Regions from separate parts of the Homo sapiens genome. Here regions 2 and 3 are each linked to region 1. A link is an interaction called in ENCODE POLR2A ChIA-PET data of the cell type or tissue named here. Cell type or tissue: Caco-2. All regions are shown on one strand. Each heading gives the region's core, and the rest is flanking DNA. Links, peaks and the distances in the headings are about the cores only. Region 1 holds the start of ALG9 (ALG9 alpha-1,2-mannosyltransferase). Region 2 overlaps SIK2 (salt inducible kinase 2). Region 3 overlaps SIK2 (salt inducible kinase 2).

Region 1 (6,218 bases), core at 781-5,780:
CAGAAATATTAAAAACAAAGGCAAGCCAGGCACGATGCCTCACACCTATAATCCCAGCACTTTGGGAGGGCAAGGCAAGCAGGCTGCTTGAGCCCAGTAGTTAAAGACAAGCCTGGGCAACATAGCAAAACCCCATCTCTACCAAAAAAAAAAAAAAGTAGCATGGTATGGTGGTGCATGCCTGCAGTCCCAGCTACTTGGAAGGCTAAGCCAGGAGAATCACTTGAGCCTGGGAATTAGAGGTTGCAGTGAACCTAGATCATGCCACTGCACTCCAGCCTGGGCGATCTGCAATTGATGGATAAAAAAGGAATCAAAATGATACAATATTTAAAATATTAAGACATTATAAATTTTACAAGATTGCTGTTTGGTCAACACTGAAAGCTTAAATTTTACCTTCTACTTATTTTTTCTCAATACTTGTTAGCCAAAACAGAAAACCTCTAAATTTTATATTCTCCTTAAACAACCTACACTTAACAGTCTTCCTTCATTTTTTTAATTCAAAATGTGATCAGAAAATTTTACCTTTGAATTTTCTATAATAAAAGTCAACAGGTAATGTGTAAATCAATAAATAGCAATAAAAGTATACTATTTAGTAACACTATTTTGGTAACCGTCAGAAGAAATAACTTAAAAAGTGAAAAAAAGTGGTTGCTTCTGGAAAGTAGGATTTGGACACGAGAAGTGGAATAGAAAGCTACTGTTTTTCCTTTAGGTATTTTAGTAGTTGTTAACTTTAAAAACTATCTCCAGGTATTATTTTCATTTAAAAAAAAAAAGAAAATTACAAATTACACCTTTGTGTAAACCAGCTAAATTCCCTACAGCCTTCAATAGCAGGTAAATCATCCGCTTAGAATACAAAAGTGAAAACATGTTACTGGCCAGGCCCAGTGGCTCACGCCTGTAATCCCAACACTTTGGAAGGCGAGGTGAGAGGATCGCTTGAGCCTAGGAGTTAAATACCAGCCTCGGTGACATAATGAGCCCCCATCTCTGTTTTTTGAGACAGAGTCTCGCTCTGTTGCCCAGGCTGGAGTGCAATGGTGTGATCTCGGCTCACTGTAAACTCTGCCTCCCATGATCAAGCATTTCTCCTGCCTCAGCCTCCCGAGTAGCTGGGACTACAGGCGCCCACCACCATGCCCGGCTAATTTTTGTATTTTTAGTAGAGTCGGGGTTTCACCATGTTGGTCAGGCTGGTCTCGAATTTCTGACCTCAGGCAATTCACCGGCCTCAGCCTCCCAAAGTGCTGGGATTATAGGCCTGTTTTTTTGTTTTTTTTTTTAAGAAAATACAGTTATTTTACTAGGAGTCACACTTGTATATTATTTGTCTCTCGATTGGTAATAACACCTATGCTGCAAAATCAAGAACAAAAAGAGAAAACTAAAGAAATCACCTACTGGCTCCCAGTAGTTGAATGTTTCATCACAGTCAGAGATGTTGCTCAGGAGAGCAGCACATAACCTTGCTGAAAGCAGACACTTGAAAGCAGTAGATCCTTCAGGTGCCCAGACTTGTCCTGCTTTGTTCCCAGATAACCTGTTCAAAAGCAAAAAAAAAAAAAAAAAAAAAAGCATGTCAGGAAGGACCTGCTAATCAGAAGACCTAAATCTAGATAGAAAGGACAAAAAGGGCAAGGGACATCAAAGCACTTAAGTTATTCACCTAAAAAGGTGAATAGCTAGTTGTTTTTTCTCAGTAAAATTAATAAAAATTCAGATTTTTAAGAAAAAATTTTTATGAGATAGGGTCTTGCTATGTTGCCCAGGCTGGACTTAAACTCCTAGGCTCAAGTAATCCTCCTGCCTCAGCCTTCTGAAGAATTGACTTTAATCACTCAATCACTCCTTCCACTTCCTGCTTTTAAGGCATAAATTAACTCATACACTTTAGCTCAATGCATTTATGTCACTCCATTTATCCCAAGCCAACTAATCACTCACTTGAAGGCCACAAAGCTGTCATTCTCCTTTTCTTTCTTTTCTTAACAAGGTCATTGCTTTTGATGGCTTTATTCATTCCCCCTTATGTTCAGATAGAAGCCTAGGTGCAAGGTACATAGCCTACTCCAATTCCATATGTTGACAGCTCCCTTAATGCAGTTCTAACCTGCAGCCTCCAGGGTTTGGGAAGAGGTGATGGCGGGTTGGATGGGCCCAGTAAAGGGTCGGGACTTGAGGGAGAATAAAAGGAGCTGTGAGGAACAGCCGTAAAAGGTATACTCTTTGATCCTGTCTACATCTCCCACAGAGGCTGTGCCCACTCTAGGCCTGGCCCAGGAGCATCACAGATCCGCACTCCAAGGCAGTTTTACAGCGCAGTGGAGGGATCTAAGGTGGGCGAAGACTGAATGCTGACCCGCCCAGGAAGACCAATAGGACCTAGCTGAAGAGGGAGCTCGGGCCTCCCGCGGTGAGGCCAGGCCGGACTGAGCCCCGCGCGCCACAGCTAAGACCCTCCCGGGGGCAGCCCCGAACCGCCCCGCCGGCCGGCCACGCCCCTGCCGCGCCGCACACGTACTCGGTCCGGTGCTCCGCGCCGCCCGCCTCTCGGCTGCCCAGCAGCTCCCGCAGCTTGTCCGCAGCCGGGGCCGTATCCCCACTGCTGGCCCCGCTGCCCTTCAGGCGCTGCCGAGCCCCTCGACTAGCCATGGCAAGCCTGGGGAAAAAAGAATTCGGCACCCTATGAAGTCGGTGAGCGCGCAGACATAGCTTTGGCTGGCAAACGGTGTCCGCCGAGGGACAAAAGACCTTGACATGCGCAGAAAATACTAAATTATAGCGTTACTGGGCCAATTGGGGCAGATCCCCGAGTAGCGAAGAAATAGAACCTGAGGAGTTTCTTCATCAGGGCTGTCCCATCCACCTGCTTCTAACTCTAGCCATTCCTACCTCCCTCCAACCCTCTTTTCCGTCACTTTTCAGCATTCTCCATTCTCAAAAAAAAAAAAAACCACCTCTCAGCTCCCCTATTTAAATGAAAAAACAAATAGAAAGTGATTAAAGAAATCTACATAGTGAGATGTGAAGTATTCAGTTAAATATCACAGCACAGCTATCTACTAAAAGGTCCTTAAAATGTCATTTTTAACACCTTGCCTTCTCTGTATTTTGGTAAGAGTGACAGAGGCAGCCTGTAGCTAAAAACTGCTTCAGAGAGACAAACCGGTAATGGCAGAGTGTAGACTGATGAAATTCTGTGCGGCAAATTGAACCAGATGTCCATCACTGTCATCGCTACTACGGCATTGTGGTAGGCATTTTACATATTTTATCCTTTTTAAACTTAATACAACAACCTTGTTTTATTTACCAGGAAACTAAATAAACTTGGAGCTAGTAAATGGTGGAGCTATGTTCCAGCCCAGGACTATCTTACCGGAAAGCCCATGCTCTCTCTTCCCACCAGATCTGGTGAAAGGTCTTCATTTCCTACAATCATTTTTATACTGGCACATTGATGATATCATACCTGTGACCCCCATATCTTGGGGGTCATTCATCTAATCCTGACACTCTATCCACTCCTCTAATCACAGAGCTATATCCTACCCTGTCGAGCTCCATGCCAGTAACTGGGACAAGTTTATAGAGGGAATGCTAATCTCTTGACAAGGTCTCAGAAGGTTGTGATTTCCTACTAAAAATTCCCAAGTATTGAAAATGGAGATTGATCATATTGCTCAATTCTCACATGCAGTCATTAGTTACCAAGTTCAAATATCCAGCTTAACTCTTTTTTTCTTTTCTTTTTCTTCTTTTTTTTTTTTTTTTTTTGAGACAAGAGTCTTCCTTGCTCACCCAGGCTAGAGTGCAGTGGCACAATCTCAGCTTACTGCAACCTCTGCCCCCTAGGTTCAAGAGATTGTCTTGCCTCAGCCTCCCTAGTAGCAGGGACTATTGCCACCACACTGGCTAATTTTTGTATTTTTAGTAGAGATTAGGTTTCGTCATGTTGGCCAGGCTGGTCTGGAACTCCTGGCCTCAAGTGATCCACTTACCTCAGCCTCCCAGAATGCTGGGATTATAGGCGTGAGCCACTACACCCAGCCTAACTGTATCTCATATACCCATCTCCTCCTTTTCATTTAAGTCTAATGCAGGTCCCTCCCTGTCTACGTAGGACTAACACAATAGCATCTCCACAGGGATCACTCATCTCAAATTCATCCTGTGCAACATTAACCAGTTAATTTTCCAAAGCACTACTCTGGGGCACTTCCTTAATAAAAAACCACCGGATGTTTTCCTATTGCCTACCAAATAAAGTACAAACTCCTTATTCTAGCATTTGGTATTCATGAACTCCAGCCCCAACTTACCGTTCCAATCTTATCTCCCACTACTTTCCTATGCACACTTTACATCCCAGCTAACTAGCCTAGAAAGTGCCCCCAAATGCTCCCTTATCTATATCTCTGTTTATGGATGTCCTCTGCCCAAAATGCACACCCTACTTGCCTAACAATTCTCCCTTCACATTCCTGCCCTTGTTTTAAGATCCAGCTTTCAAACGCTACCTTATACATGTACCAAGCACTACTGAGGATAGAAGAAAGGGATAAATCACATTACCTGCCATCAGTTAGCAAAATAGTCAATGTGGAGAGCTCAGCAATAGATGTGTCTGTAAGAGATCCCTTGATTCTTTATCCCACTCCCCAAACTTACTCGTATGGCAGTGTTTCCATCCAAGTTAATGACACTTCCAATCTTCTAGGTATTCAGGTCAAAAACCTAGTAGTCTTGCTTAATTCCTTTATTTCTCTAACCCCACACCTCTCTCACCCACACACAAATGTTTAATTCATCAGCAAGTCCTTCCAAATATTATCCAACCCAACATTTTACCACCTTGGTCCAGGTCATTATCTCATTTGCATTACTGCAATAACCTCCTAATTTGTCTCTGTACTTCCATTCTTGCCTTCCCAAGTGCTTTTCTCTAAGAATAAATAAGACAGTCATGTCTCTCACAGAATATAATCCCAAATGTGGAGCCTAACTATTAACAGGAGCATACATTACTTCACATTAGAGTACCGCATTCTGCAGAATCCTAAGCTAATTTTCCAGTGTCCCTTAGAGATACTTACAACAGAAGGCCCCAAAATCCAGAGAGGCAAAGTTTAATCACAGTTGAACGATTACTGTTAAAGACTAGGGAAGAAGTAACAGAAAGTAGCAGAAAGAACATGGGCTTTAGAGTCAAACAGACCCAAATGTTAACCCTAAATCTGACACTTTATTCGTTCCATGACTTTCAACCACAGAATTAAAATGGTGATGATTATAATAATAATACCAAAATTAATGTGGAATATTTGCAATTTCCCAAGCTAATAAATGTTAGTCTGATGCCAAAAACTACTCTCATAAGGTGATTTAATGAAATGATACAACAAAGTTAAGGGAAGAGTAATTGACAGTGTGGAAAACATATTTATATTTGATGAGACACTTAAGTTCTACTGCCTGTTCAACAATAGAGCATCTAAAGTACAAGATGCTGTTTTGTTTATTGTTTTAGTCACTTCTCGGGACCAAAATATTACACAACTCCAAATGTCACCAATCACATTATAATCTATAAGTTTCAGTAATAGAGTCAAGGTATCTTTAAGATCAACTAACAGTAGGCCGGGCGCGGTGGCTCACATCTATAATCCCAGCACTTTGGGAGGCCGACGCAGGCAGATCACGAGGCCGGGAGATTGAGACCATCCTGGCTAACACGGTGAAACCTCGTCTCTACTAAAAATACAAAAAAAAAAATTAGCCAGGCGTGGTGGCAGGTGCCTGTAGTCCCAGCTACTCGGGAGGCTGAGGCAGGAGAATGGCATGAACCTGGGAGGTGGAGCTTATAGTGAGCTGATATCATGCCACTGCCACTGCACTCCCGCCTGGGCGGCAGAGCAAGACTCCGTCTCAAAAAAAAAAAAAAAAAAAGATCAACGAACAGTAGCTATGGTCACAAAGTAAAAGATTTTACAAAAACAAAAATCCAGAAAGGACTACTGGTTGCAAGTTGGTAATTTTCCTCCACATCCCCCGCAATGAAGGATCACACTGCAGAAAAGGATTTACCAAACTACCGAGGTATAACATATAGGTGTTGTTGAATCTCCTTCCTAAACTGGGACTGCATTGATGCTACTTGCTGCTGGGTGAGGGCCTTGTCACAGGTCTGGTAGGTCAATCTA
Region 2 (6,218 bases), core at 658-5,657, 250 kb before region 1:
AAATTCACTAATCTGCATGAATGGGGTATTTTCTGTTAATTTTCTGCTTATTTAAGTGTTGGTAATATAAGTGAAAAAAAATTAAGTGTTAGAAAATATTCAGTAACCTAAAATATGAAATATAACTTATTTCCTTGTATTTATTATATTAAAGGTACTACTTCTGTCATCTCTATTAGAGACTGGAGAATCAAACATATGGAGGAACTTTTAGTCATATTGCAAAGGATATTTTCTTTCTTTTTATCTTCCTTTTTACCTTTCTTTTCTATGGAAAGATTAGTCAGCAAATATTTATTAAGCTTCTACTATGTCCCAGGCATTGTACTAGGTAATGGGGATACTCTAGTGACCTAAATAGCACAATCTCTGTTATTGTGGATCTTACAGTTTAGTAAAGTATTCACTATAGGGGTAAGACCTCAGGCAAATCACTAAACCTCTCTGGGACTTGATTCCTTTATCTCTAGTAAGAAAGTATTTGATTGGTGTTTATGATTCATTCGAACTTTAAAAAAAATTTAAATATTTTATTCTAGCTTTCACCTAAAATATCTGTTTATTTTTACTGTGTGGAACCAGAGCACTGTAGGTATCTAAATCTTTTTTGTTCTTAAAGTCCAAAATTGTTTTTTAAGCAGCTTTATTGAAGAATAATTCATATGTAGTAAATTACACGTATTTAATGCGTACAATTTAATGTTTTGATACACGTTTGTGAAACAGTCACCACAGTCAAAATATCCATCACTTCCAGAAGTTTCTTTGTGCCCTCTTTGTAACTCTTTTGCCCCATCTGACACCCAAAAAACCACTGACCTGTTTTTTGTCATTATGGATCAGTTTGTATCTTTTGGAGTTTTATATAAATGGAATTATACAGGATATACTCAAATGTAATCATACAGGATATATTCTTTTTTTGGTCTAGCTTCTTTCCTTTACTATAATTATTTTGGGATTCATCCCATTTTATTGTATATATCAACATATAATTTCTTTTTATTGCAAGTAGTATTATATTATATGAATATACCCCAGTTTGCTTATTCATTCATCTATCTATTGATAGACATTTGGGTTGGTTTCAGTTTTTGGCTATTATACATAAGTTACTATGTACATTCGTATACAAGTCTACACAGTCTACCTTCAGGTAATACTTACCACTTCGCATATAATATAAGAACCTTGGCTGGGCACAGTGGCTCACACCTGTAATCCCAGCACTTTTAGGAGGTCAAGGTGGGTGGATCACCTGAGGTCAGGAGTTCAAGACCAGCCTGGCCAACATGGTGAAACCCCTCCCTACTAAAAATACAAAAATTAGCTAGGTGTGGTAGTGCATGCCTGTAATCCCAGCTACTAGGCAGGCTGAGGCAGGAGAGTCACTTGAACTCGGAGGCGGAGGCTGCAGTGAGCCACGACCGCACCACTGTACTTTAGCCTGGGCAACAGAGTGAGATTTCATCTCAATTAAAAAAAAAAAACCTTACATCAGTGTACTTCTCTTTTGCCCCTCCTGGCCTTTATGTTCTTGTTGTCATATTTTACTTAAACGTATTTTATAAAACATAATACAGTGCTATTTTTCTTTAAACAATTATCTTTTAAAGAGATTTCCACATTTTTTGAAAATTATCTATCAGTGTAGCTACCTTTTTCTTTAAACAATTATCTTTTCAAGAGATTTCCATATTTTTTGAAAATTGCATCTATTTATCAATGCAGCTACCATTTCTGCATTCATATGTATGTATATATTTTTATCTAATGTCATTTTTCTTTTGTCTGAAGGATTTTCTTTTCTTTTTTTTTTTTTTTTTTTTTTTTTTGAGGCAGAGTCTTGCTCTGTCGCCCAGGCTGGAGTGCAGTGGCACGATCTCAGCTCACTGCAAGCTCCGCCTCCCAGGTTCACGCCATTCTCCTGCCTCAGCCTCCCAAATAACTGGTCCTACAGGCACCCACCACCACACCCGGCTAATTTTTTGTATTTTAGTAGAGACGGGGTTTCACCGTGTTAGCCAGGATGGTCTCGATCACCTGACATCGTGATCCGCCCGCCTCAGCCTCCCAAAGTGCTGGGATTACAGGCGTGAGCCACCGCACCCGGCGTCTGAAGGATTTTCTTTAGTGTTTCTTGTAGCACAGATCTGCTGGTGATGAAATATTTCAGCTTTTATATGTCTAAAGTAGTCTTTATTTTTGTCTTTGTTTTTGAAAGATATTTGTACTAGGTATAGAATTCTAAATGGACTTTTTTTCTTTCAGTACTTTAAATATGTTGCTTCACTGTCTTCCCATTTGCACTGTTTCTGACAAAAAAACCACTGTTATCTTTTTCTTTATTCCTGTGTATATAATGTGCCTTTTTTCTCTGGCTGCTTTTAAGGCTTTCTATTTACCACTGGTTTCAACAATTTCATTATGATGAGCCTTTGTGTGGTTTTCTTCATGATTCTTATGTTTGGTGTTCATTGAGCTTTTTGGATCTGTGACTATACTCTTTTCATCAAATTTGGATATTTTTCAGCCATTATTTTCTAACTAATTTTTCTCTTCCACCCCCTCTCTTCTCCTTCAGATATTCCAGTCAAATGTATATTAAACTGTTTGAAATTGCCCCACAGCTCACTGATGCTCTTTTCCATTTTTAAAAAATTCCTTTTTTTCTATTTCATGTTGAGTAGTTGCTATTTCTGTCTTTAAATTCACGAATCTTTTCTTCTGCCATTAATCCCATCCAGTGTATTTGTCATCTCAGACATTGTAGTATTCTTTTCTATAAACTTGACTAGGACTGTTTTTTAATGCCTTCCATGTCTTTACTGATCTTTCTGAACATCTAGAATCCAGTTATGATAATTTTTAATGTCCATGTCTGCTGATTTCCAGCATCTCTGTCAGTTCTAGGTTGGTTTTGATTGGTTGATGTTTCTCCTCAGTTTTGGTTACATTTTCCTATTTCATTACATGTCTGGTAGTCTTTGATTGGATGCTAGACATTGCCAATTTTACCTTGAGCACCACATATTTTTGTGTTACTTTAGGTTTTCTTGAACTTTGTTCTGGGATGCAGTTAAGCCTACTTGGAAACAGTTTGATCCATTTGGGTCTTGCCTTCATAATTGAAACAGTGCTCAGTCTGGGTCTAGTTACTTCCCACTTCTGAGTACTCTACTCAATGCCCCATGAATGCTGAGGTTTTTTGGCCTGACAAGTAGGAACAGGCACCATTCCTGGCTTTGTGTAAGCACCAGGCAGTGTTCTCTCTCAGCCTCTCAGATGGTTTTTTCTCTGGCCTCTGGTGGTTTTCCCTCACACGTGAGCCAATCAGCACTCTCCTGAGTGCTCAAGGGACGGATCCCTCTGCAGACCTTTGGACTTCTTTCTGTGTGTAGCTCACTCTTATCTGGGACTCTCAGCATTGTCTACTCAACTCAAAGACATTGCTGGGCCACACCTGGGTTTCCCCTCCCTGTGCTGTGGCGTAGAGATTCTCTCAAGGCATTAGTTGGAACATTCATGGTCTCGCCTCATTTGTCACCTGTTGCTCAGGGTTCACTTTCCTTTGCCTGATGTCCAGTGTCTTATAAACCATTCTCTCATGTATTTTGTATTTTTGTTGTTGAAGATGGGAAGGTTGTTTCAGGCTGGAGGACAAATCTATCTTAGCCAAAAGCAGAATTATTTAGTCCTTTCAAATGTGTTATTAATTTAAGGTATTTTAAAGAGAAAGAACCATATGCACTTCTATAGTTTTGAAAAATACACTATTTGCAGTAGGATTCTAAATAAATAGTTCTGACTAAACTCATTGTATTTCAGAAAAGTTGTCTGTTTCCCTCTTTTGCTTAATTTTTTCTTTTATATGCTACTACTTAATAAGCTTATTTTAATTCTTAAAATATTTGTTTTAGCTAGCAGCATCTTGACTGATGCTATAATAGGCTGTTATGGGCTTTGAAGCTAAGCAAATCTGATTTACAATGCCGGCTATACCATATTAATTGTTAACATTACTTTGGGCAGGTTTCTTTCCTTTTCTTCCCTTTTTCCTCTTTATTCATTTTATTTTTCTTGCCTTTCTTTCCTATTTCTTACATTCACTTATTCATTCATTTATTCAGTCTTTCAAGAAATCCTTATTGAAAACCAATTACTTGTCACACACTGTTATGTGGTAAGAAAACTGCAATGAAGAAAATAGACAAAAATCTCTACTCTTTTACATTCTAGTTTGGGAGAGAGAAACAAAATAGCTGAATTATGTAGTAGATTAGATAGTGATGAGTGCTATGTAAATAATAAAGCAAGGCTGGTTGGTTGGGAGGCATGGGAGTTGATTGCAAAATTAAATAGAGTGGTCAGAGGCTGGTTGGTTGGGAGGCATGGGAGTTGATTGCAACATTAAATAGAGTGGTCAGAGAAGGCCTCGCTGGCATTTGAGCACAGACTTTAAAGCACAGTCATGTCGATATGGTAGAACAGAGATTACCCAGGGAGAGGGAAGAATAAATGCAAATCCCTGAGGCAGCAGTGTGCTTGGTGTGTCCAAGGGGTAACAGGGAGGCCAGTATGGCTCAAGAGGAGCAAGCAAGAGAGAAGAGCAAGGAGGAAGAACAGTAGAAGAGGAGGTCAGAGGGTAAATGAGAGGCAGGAGTAGGGCAGATTTGGGGGCATTGTGTAGGCCATTAGAAGGATTTTGACTCTTACATGAATAAAATTAGGGAACCATTTTCGGCTGGATTTCAGCACAGAAGTGACTGCATCTAATGTATCATTTTAAAAGCATCACTCTGGCTGCTGTGTTGAGAATGGGAAAGGGTGGAGACAGGGAAACCAGGTAGGAAGCTGTTGGAGTAGTTCCAGTGAGGGGTGTTGACAGCCCAGACCGGGGAGTAGCAGTACAGGTAGTCCTAAGTGGTCAAACTCAGAATATATTTTGAAGTACAATCAGTAGGACTTCTCGACAGGTGGAGACTACCTAAGTAATAGGTATAATTATGGAAGAGGCCAAGATCTGATCCCTGAGGCATTTAAACATTAAAAGATTTAGAAAAGAGGAGAAACTAGCAGAAGAGACAGAGGAGGAAGAAAACCAAGAGAATGTGGTATCCTAGAAACCAAGTGACCAAAGTATTCTCAGAAGGATCAAGTGAACATCTGTGACAAATGATGCCGATAGATCAAAAATGATGAGGAATGACAGTTGACCATTGTATACTGCAGTTTGGTAAGAGCAGTTTTGGTGGAGTGACTGGGCCAAAAGCTAGATTGAAGGGGCTTACAGAGCAAATGAGAGAAGAAAAATGGAGAGAGCAAAATAGACAACCCTTTCAAGGAGTTCTGCTGCAAAAAGGGAAAAAAGAAATGAGGTAGTAGGTAGAGGCAATGAGTCAAGAGAAGGATTTTTAAGCCTTTGCCCATTGGAACATTTTTAAAGCTTTGGACTGTAGTTTTACAAGTAAAGTAGAAATAGCTGTTACATGTTAGGCATCATTTCTATGAAAATAGGATAGTCTAAATTGTTCTTTCTTGCTAAGATCTTTGAAACAAATTTGGATTACATTGTTTTATACACATTGAGACATAATTTGGGGATTTTTAAATGTATAAGGTTTATATTTAAAGTAAAATCTCTAGGGTAAATGGTCAATTGGAGTTCTGGAAAGAAGAATCTGATGTCCACAGAAAAGTTGGACAGTGAATGCTATTATCTTATTTTCCACTCTTGGGTACAGTTAATTTCTTGACCATTGAAGATAATGAGTAATAGAATTAATTTAAAAAGATCATGAAATCTTTGGATAGTCTTCACTAGTTTGGAAGGGAAGAAGCTGAATTTAAAGGAGATGTGGAGATCATTTAGTTCAATTTGTTTTTATTTGCCTTGACTTTGTCATACAGCTTGAAGCCCAGCAGAACTCATGATCTTTTTTTTTTTTTTACAAAACTATTTCTCTCTTTTCCCTTACTTGGCTTAAACTGGAAACCTTGATGTCAGTATTGATTCCTTTTCCTTCCTACCTGAATGAGGTTTTGAATCCTGCCTATTCTACTTCCTAAGTATTTCTCTAGGAGGTCCCCATCTCTATAACCACTGTTAATGCCTCAGGTTAGGGTCCTCACTCTTCCTTCTCTGTATGTTGTGTCATTATCTCCTAACTGATCTATTTTTCATTTTCTTCAGAATTGTCTTTCTGAATCACAAACGT
Region 3 (6,218 bases), core at 621-5,620, 150 kb before region 1:
CTTTTAGTAGAGATGGGGTTTTGCCATGTTGGCCAGGCTGGTCTCGAACTCCTGTCCTCAGGTGATCTGCCCGCCTTGGCCTCCCAAAGTACTGGGATTACAGGCATGAGCCACCATGCCCAGCCCATTTTTAGCATTTTTATTTGAAATGTAATAAAAGGATTTTCCGAATTACCCCCTTCATAGCTGGATAGCAGAAGGGAACTGTGAGGGTAGACCCTGAAAATGCAGACACAGTGGAGGTGTTTCGTGTCTACTTACATTTTTAATAACTTTTTTTATGACAAAGGTAGTACACACAAGGTCTGAAAAGGATATACATCTGGCCAGGTGCGGTGGCTTACACCTGTAATCCAGCACTTTGGGAGGCTGGGTGGATCACCTGAGGTCAGGAGTTCAAGAACAGCCTGGCCAACATGGCAAAACCCCAACTCTACTAAAAATACAAAAATTAGCCAGGCATGGTGGTGCGTGCCTGTAATCCCAGCTACTGAGGAGGCTGAGGCAGGAGAATTGCTTGAACCTGGGAGATGGAGGTTGCAGTGAGCCCAGATTGCACCACTGCGCTCCAGCCTGGGCGACAGAGTGAGACTCTGTCTCACCAAAAAAAGAAAAAAGAAGAAGAAAAATCAGATCAATGAAAAATCAAGTCATTGTTTTCTAGCTGTCCCAGGATAAAATCGAACTCAGCAAATATTTTGTAATAAAAGACATAATTCCTCTTGTAGTCTAGATGAGAAAATAAATGTATAAACTGACAATTTAAGTAAAACCGTAAATTCAGGGGTACTGCCGGGTATTTTGTGTGACTCAGTAAAAATATTAAGGATAAAAAAAGAACCTGCATGAAAAGAAACACTGAACAGACAACCCACAGAATGAGAGAACATTTTTGCAATCTATCCATCTGACAAAGGTCTAATATCCAGCCCATAAGGAACTTAAACAAATTTACAAGAAAAATCCCCATTAAAAAGTGGGCAAAGGACAAGAACAGACACTTCTGAAAAGAAGACCTCATACAGCCAACAAACATATGAAAAAAAGCTCAACAGCGGCCGGGTGTGGTGGCTCACGCCCGTAATCCCAGCACTTTGGGAGGCTGAGGCAGGCGGATCACGAGGTCAGGAGATCGAGACCATCCTGGCTAACATGGTGAAACCCCATCTCTACTAAAAATGCAAGAAAAATTAGCCGGGCGTGGTGATGGGCGCCTGTAGTCCCAGCTACTCGGGAGGCTGAGGCAGGAGAATGGCGTGAACCTGGGAGGCAGAGCTTGCAGTGAGCTGAGATCTCACCACTGCACTCCAGAGCCTGGGCGACAGAGCGAGACTCCGTCTCAAAAAAAAAAAAAAAAAAAAAAAAAAGCTCAACATGACTGATCATTAGAGAAATGCAAATCAAAACCACAATGAGATACTATCTCATGCCAGTCAGAATGGCAATTATTAAAAAGTCAACAACAACAGATACTGGCCTGGTTGCAGAGAGAAAGGAACACTTTTACACTGTTAGTGGGAGTGTAAATTAGTTCAACCATTGTGGAAGACAGTGTGGCAATTCCTCAAGGATCTAGAGGCAGAAATACCATTTGACCCAGCAATCCCATTACTGGGTATATACCCAAAGGAATGTAAATCATTCTATTATAAAGATACATGCATGAGTCTGCTCGTTGCAGCTCTATTCACAACAGCAAAGACATGGAATCAACCCAAATGCCCATCAGTGATAGACTGGATAAAGAAAATGTGGTACATATACACCATGGAATACCATGCATACATAGAAAGGAATGAGATCATGTCCTTTGCAGGGACATGAATGGAGCTGGAAGCCATTATCCTCAGCTGAACAGAAAACCAAACACCACATGTTCTCACGTATAAGTAGGAGTTGAATGGACACATGGAGGGGAACAACACACACTGGGGCCTGTTAGGGGGGCAATGGGAGGGAGAGCATCAGGAAGAATAGCTGATGCATGCAGGGCTTAATACCTAGGTGATAGGTTGACAGGTGCAGCAAACCACCATGACACACGTTTACCTATGTAACAAACCTGCACATCCTGCACACGTACCCTGGAACTTAAAAATTGAAGAAAAAAAAAGAACTTGCTTATATGGCTTATCCTATAAGAAATGTCTGGTAAAATTTTGACGGAGGCCGTAAGTGTAAGGATGCTCAATAGATAATTAATTAATGATCTTCTTTTCTCTGTTGGCTTATTCATTTCTAAACCATTCTTGGCTAGTTTTAGAAAATTGTATTAGTAGAGAGTTAAGGAGCTTAGAGGTATGAATGTAAGTTCTCAAACAGCCATTCTTTCTTGCAAGGAAACTATTAAGTTTAGTCAAAAAGGAAAGTTTATCTGGGGAAGGACCAAGGAGAGAGCAAGAGTTGCTGGCCAGGTTTCAGAGTTTTGCTTTCTGCTGCCATGGGGAAGATTGGCCAGTGTGGAAAGGAAGCATTTACCACTCTTCCTCTTAAATGACCGCTCATCGCTTTAAAACCCTGTAATGCATTAGCCACCTTACCCGAGTGAGGGCTATAGCCCAGAATGGATTTTATGGAATAACCTTCCCCTCCCTGCAGCAAACAAAGATCTGAGTCACCCTAGTCTCCTTCTCCAAATAAAGGGCCTCGCAGCGCCTTCAGATTGGCTGCCATAAGAGGAAAGTTTCCTGTGTGTCTGGTAAAGGGAAACCCCACACCACCTCTCACATACATGAGCTTCTCCTGCTTCCAAAGGAAACAGTAGCTCTACCCAGTGTTTTCCAGGTGAAAGTACTGCTTAGAACTCAGCGTCTTATGACTGGCTGTTCCTGAGCAGCTATTCATAGGAGAAAATGGATTGATTTCCACGGGGGAATAGTTAAGGTAATGAGGTAAATAATTACCTCCTCACAGGGGCCTTTACCAGCCAGAACTTGCAACCACAACCCCCATGCCAGTATGCTGTTCTGCCTGCCATTAGGCAGTGTGCGTGGCAACTGCATGGGAAGGGCCAATGCTTGCGGGGAGCTGTGCTGCGCTCACCCCTGTGGGATAGGAACCATCGATAACGTATATGTTGCTGGAGGAGACAAAATTCAGTGCACTGGGGCTTATTAGCCTCTGCTGGAATTTTGGGCCAGTGAGCCCTTTGTTATTCTACAATGGGAGGCTTTGGCTGTCTGCCATTTGAATTTTTTTCAATCCTTTTTGTGGTATCAGTCTGTCTATATAGAATTCTTACTTTCCATTCCCCAGGCATATAGAACCAATTAAAGACTAAATCAAATGGGCAGGTACTTAAATTTTGAACATAAAAGTCTTTCTAAAACCTTCCATTATGTTTATGGTTGAAAAAATAGAAGAATCTTGGTGACTACCCCTTTTTTTTTTTTTTTTTTTAGCAATGAGCCAAGTAGTTAAAAAAAAAAAAACAACTCATCTTCCCCCTCTTCATTTCCCTTATTTAAAAAAAAATAATAACTGGTAGTCCTCAAACTAATATACCCCTGTTCTTCTGGAAACCACTAAAAAAGTTGTTTATTGTAATAATGATGACTCAGAGAAACCTGGGCAGCAGTGCCAGTTTGGGTCATCATGGGCTTCTGTCTCAGAGTTCTGAGTCCTGCAGTTGACTTGCCTTCACTTCTAATCTATGTGTTGTCATGCATAATAAATATGTGCATGTTTAAATATTTTACTTAATTTCTAGTTCGCCACAAGTCTTGACATGTTTTCCTTTGTGGATTTTTCTGTCTCAGCAGTGCAGAAACTGAGTTTCCTCTCTCCCCTGGCGTTTAGGTCAATGGCTGTCTGCTTGACCCTGTGCCTCCTGTCCTGGTGCGGAAGGGATGCCAGTCACTGCCCAGCAACATGATGGAGACCTCCATTGACGAAGGGCTGGAGACAGAAGGAGAGGCCGAGGAAGACCCCGCTCATGCCTTTGAGGCATTTCAGTCCACACGCAGCGGGCAGAGACGGCACACTCTGTCAGAAGTGACCAATCAACTGGTCGTGATGCCTGGGGCAGGTACGGTAGAGGAGCGACACTAGCTTGAGTCTTCATGGCATCATGTCATACTCCAATTGCCAACAAGTGGTCACGATGCCAGCCAACACCTAAAATTGAGTCGATAGCTTATTCCTTTATGGATTAGATTCAGCAGGTATAGCAGACACAGCCTGGCAGCAGCTATCAAAGGTGAATTGAAATGTCTCTGAGTTGGCTCCCATAGTCCCCAGGATTCATCTGGGTGCCACGTGATTGATCAGGGACTCTGGCTCTTTTGGACTGGCTGAGATCTTACAGATGCCACTTCTGGAGTGTTTTCCCCACTAAACTTGAAGATGACTAAATTGGCCAGTAAAAGGGCTCTGAAAAGATGTTTTGATTGGAAATTAAGGACATGGTAGCTGTCAAAACTCAAGCTGGTTATGCTTTGTACCCTATGTTCCAAGGAGATGCTATTGCTGTTGGTTTTATCTGTTCTGTTTTCTCTTAAAGGGAAAATTTTCTCCATGAATGACAGCCCCTCCCTTGACAGTGTGGACTCTGAGTATGATATGGGGTCTGTTCAGAGGGACCTGAACTTTCTGGAAGACAACCCTTCCCTTAAGGACATCATGTTAGCCAATCAGCCTTCACCCCGCATGACATCTCCCTTCATAAGCCTGAGACCTACCAACCCAGCCATGCAGGCTCTGAGCTCCCAGAAACGAGAGGTCCACAACAGGTCTCCAGTGAGCTTCAGAGAGGGCCGCAGAGCATCAGATACCTCCCTCACCCAGGGTGAGCACTTCCTCCTCTGCTTTTTGAAACTCGCGTCGTAGGAGAGCAGTTTCTTGCCATGTTGGTGTGGTCACCTGTGGTCACTGAAAGGCCTTGTATTTTAGTTAAACTGTTTGGTCTTGGTGCTTTCTTTCAGGAATTGTAGCATTTAGACAACATCTTCAGAATCTGGCTAGAACCAAAGGAATTCTAGAGTTGAACAAAGTGCAGTTGTTGTATGAACAAATAGGACCGGAGGCAGACCCTAACCTGGCGCCGGCGGCTCCTCAGCTCCAGGACCTTGCTAGCAGCTGCCCTCAGGTGGGTACCTTGGGCCCTTCCCTCAATGGCTCTGTGAGGATGAGGTGTGAGTTTGTCCTGAAGATGGTCATTTTCACTTAGAGGATTTCCTCCAGTCCTGGAGCAAACAGGCTGTTTGGGAAAACCCACAGCTTCTTTGCCTTGTTGCTGCCACCTGCCACTGACGGGTTCAACCCATCCACGCTGCTTCCAAGTGATCAATACCAGATGGAGGCCTGGACACTCTCAAGCTGTTTTTGGCTCACAGGGCAGAGTACAGATGAGTGACCTCTTACAGTCGCCCTTGAACTCCCCTTCTCCTGCCACACACACACCCAAATGAAAAATACACAAATGAACTACACCCAAATGAGAAGCTTCTCACCACTACTTTTGATGTGGTATCACTTTAGTAAATACTACAAGTGGATTATTCATACTAAAAATACAATAAATACTGCTACTTACCTGATTTTATTTTGAGCCTATTTTCAGTGCATCCAAGAGGATTATAGTTCGAGGCCCACATGAAGGCCATAGCCTCCTGGTGACACCAAGAGTCTTTGCTCTAGTACTGACTAGGTAATTGTTAACTAGAGATAATACATGCATAAATGTTCTGCAGAGTAATGAGCCCTCAGCCTACTGGCTCTGTAAAAGCTTTGAGTATTAATAAGTCTCAGTGGAGTTGGTATTCCTATTGGACATTGCAAAGGTGCTTCAGCTAAGAACTGAGACGTTTTTCCCCATGGGGAATTGAAAATTGTTTCCACCCCCTTGCTCCTCAGGAAGAAGTTTCTCAGCAGCAGGAAAGCGTCTCCACTCTCCCTGCCAGCGTGCATCCCCAGCTGTCCCCACGGCAGAGCCTGGAGACCCAGTACCTGCAGCACAGACTCCAGGTGGGTCCTTCTCCTTGCGAGTCCACCTCACTCTGCTCATCCAGAATCTGTTCTTCTGCAAAGCAGAAACGTGTTTTGCCTGGCATTTATTTAGGGTAGCTGCTTGATTCCTTATAGGCAAGTAGCTTTGACTCTGTACTTGGAGTTTCTAGAAACGTGTTCAGATCTAGCTTTGTGCTGTGTGTTGGTGGTGGGAAAGGCTTTGTCCTCAAGCCCCACGAAAGGATATGCCACTGAGGGGTGGGAACGGGAGA

What was found. Peaks named below come from ENCODE experiments on the same cell type or tissue, not always from the same donor. Only the 100,000 strongest peaks of a DNase experiment are listed, where the experiment ranks them.
Region 2: POLR2A ChIA-PET joins it to region 1 with 10 read pairs; 4 of 35 experiments call an interaction of 5 or more read pairs at or near these places.
Region 3: POLR2A ChIA-PET joins it to region 1 with 11 read pairs; 4 of 35 experiments call an interaction of 5 or more read pairs at or near these places.

The regions. Positions count from the first base shown.
Region 1 is chr11:111,868,816-111,875,033 of GRCh38, forward strand. ALG9 (ALG9 alpha-1,2-mannosyltransferase) reads right to left here and starts at 2,766. Exons shown (of 15, transcript NM_024740.2): 1 at 2,537-2,766; 2 at 1,417-1,555. The coding sequence starts at 2,667. It overlaps FDXACB1 (ferredoxin-fold anticodon binding domain containing 1), which reads right to left. Exons shown (of 5, transcript NM_138378.3): 5 at 5,241-6,218. The coding sequence ends at 6,107. RefSeq lists a silencer at 2,402-2,711. In Caco-2, for the core only: a CTCF peak has its summit at 2,310; DNase peaks (open chromatin) are centred at 2,176, 2,326 and 2,756; H3K4me3 peaks cover 1,589 bases.
Region 2 is chr11:111,620,439-111,626,656 of GRCh38, forward strand. All of the region lies in intron 3 of SIK2 (salt inducible kinase 2), which reads left to right. Among named protein-coding and RNA genes, the nearest start is that of SIK2, 21 kb to the left of the region's middle. In Caco-2, for the core only: no CTCF peak of the experiment used is centred there; DNase peaks (open chromatin) are centred at 3,373 and 4,443.
Region 3 is chr11:111,715,977-111,722,194 of GRCh38, forward strand. SIK2 (salt inducible kinase 2) reads left to right here. Exons shown (of 15, transcript NM_015191.3): 10 at 3,799-4,027; 11 at 4,502-4,786; 12 at 4,923-5,086; 13 at 5,854-5,964. It also overlaps a transcript of PPP2R1B not described here. Among named protein-coding and RNA genes, the nearest start is that of PPP2R1B, 47 kb to the right of the region's middle. In Caco-2, for the core only: no CTCF peak of the experiment used is centred there; no DNase peak of the experiment used is centred there.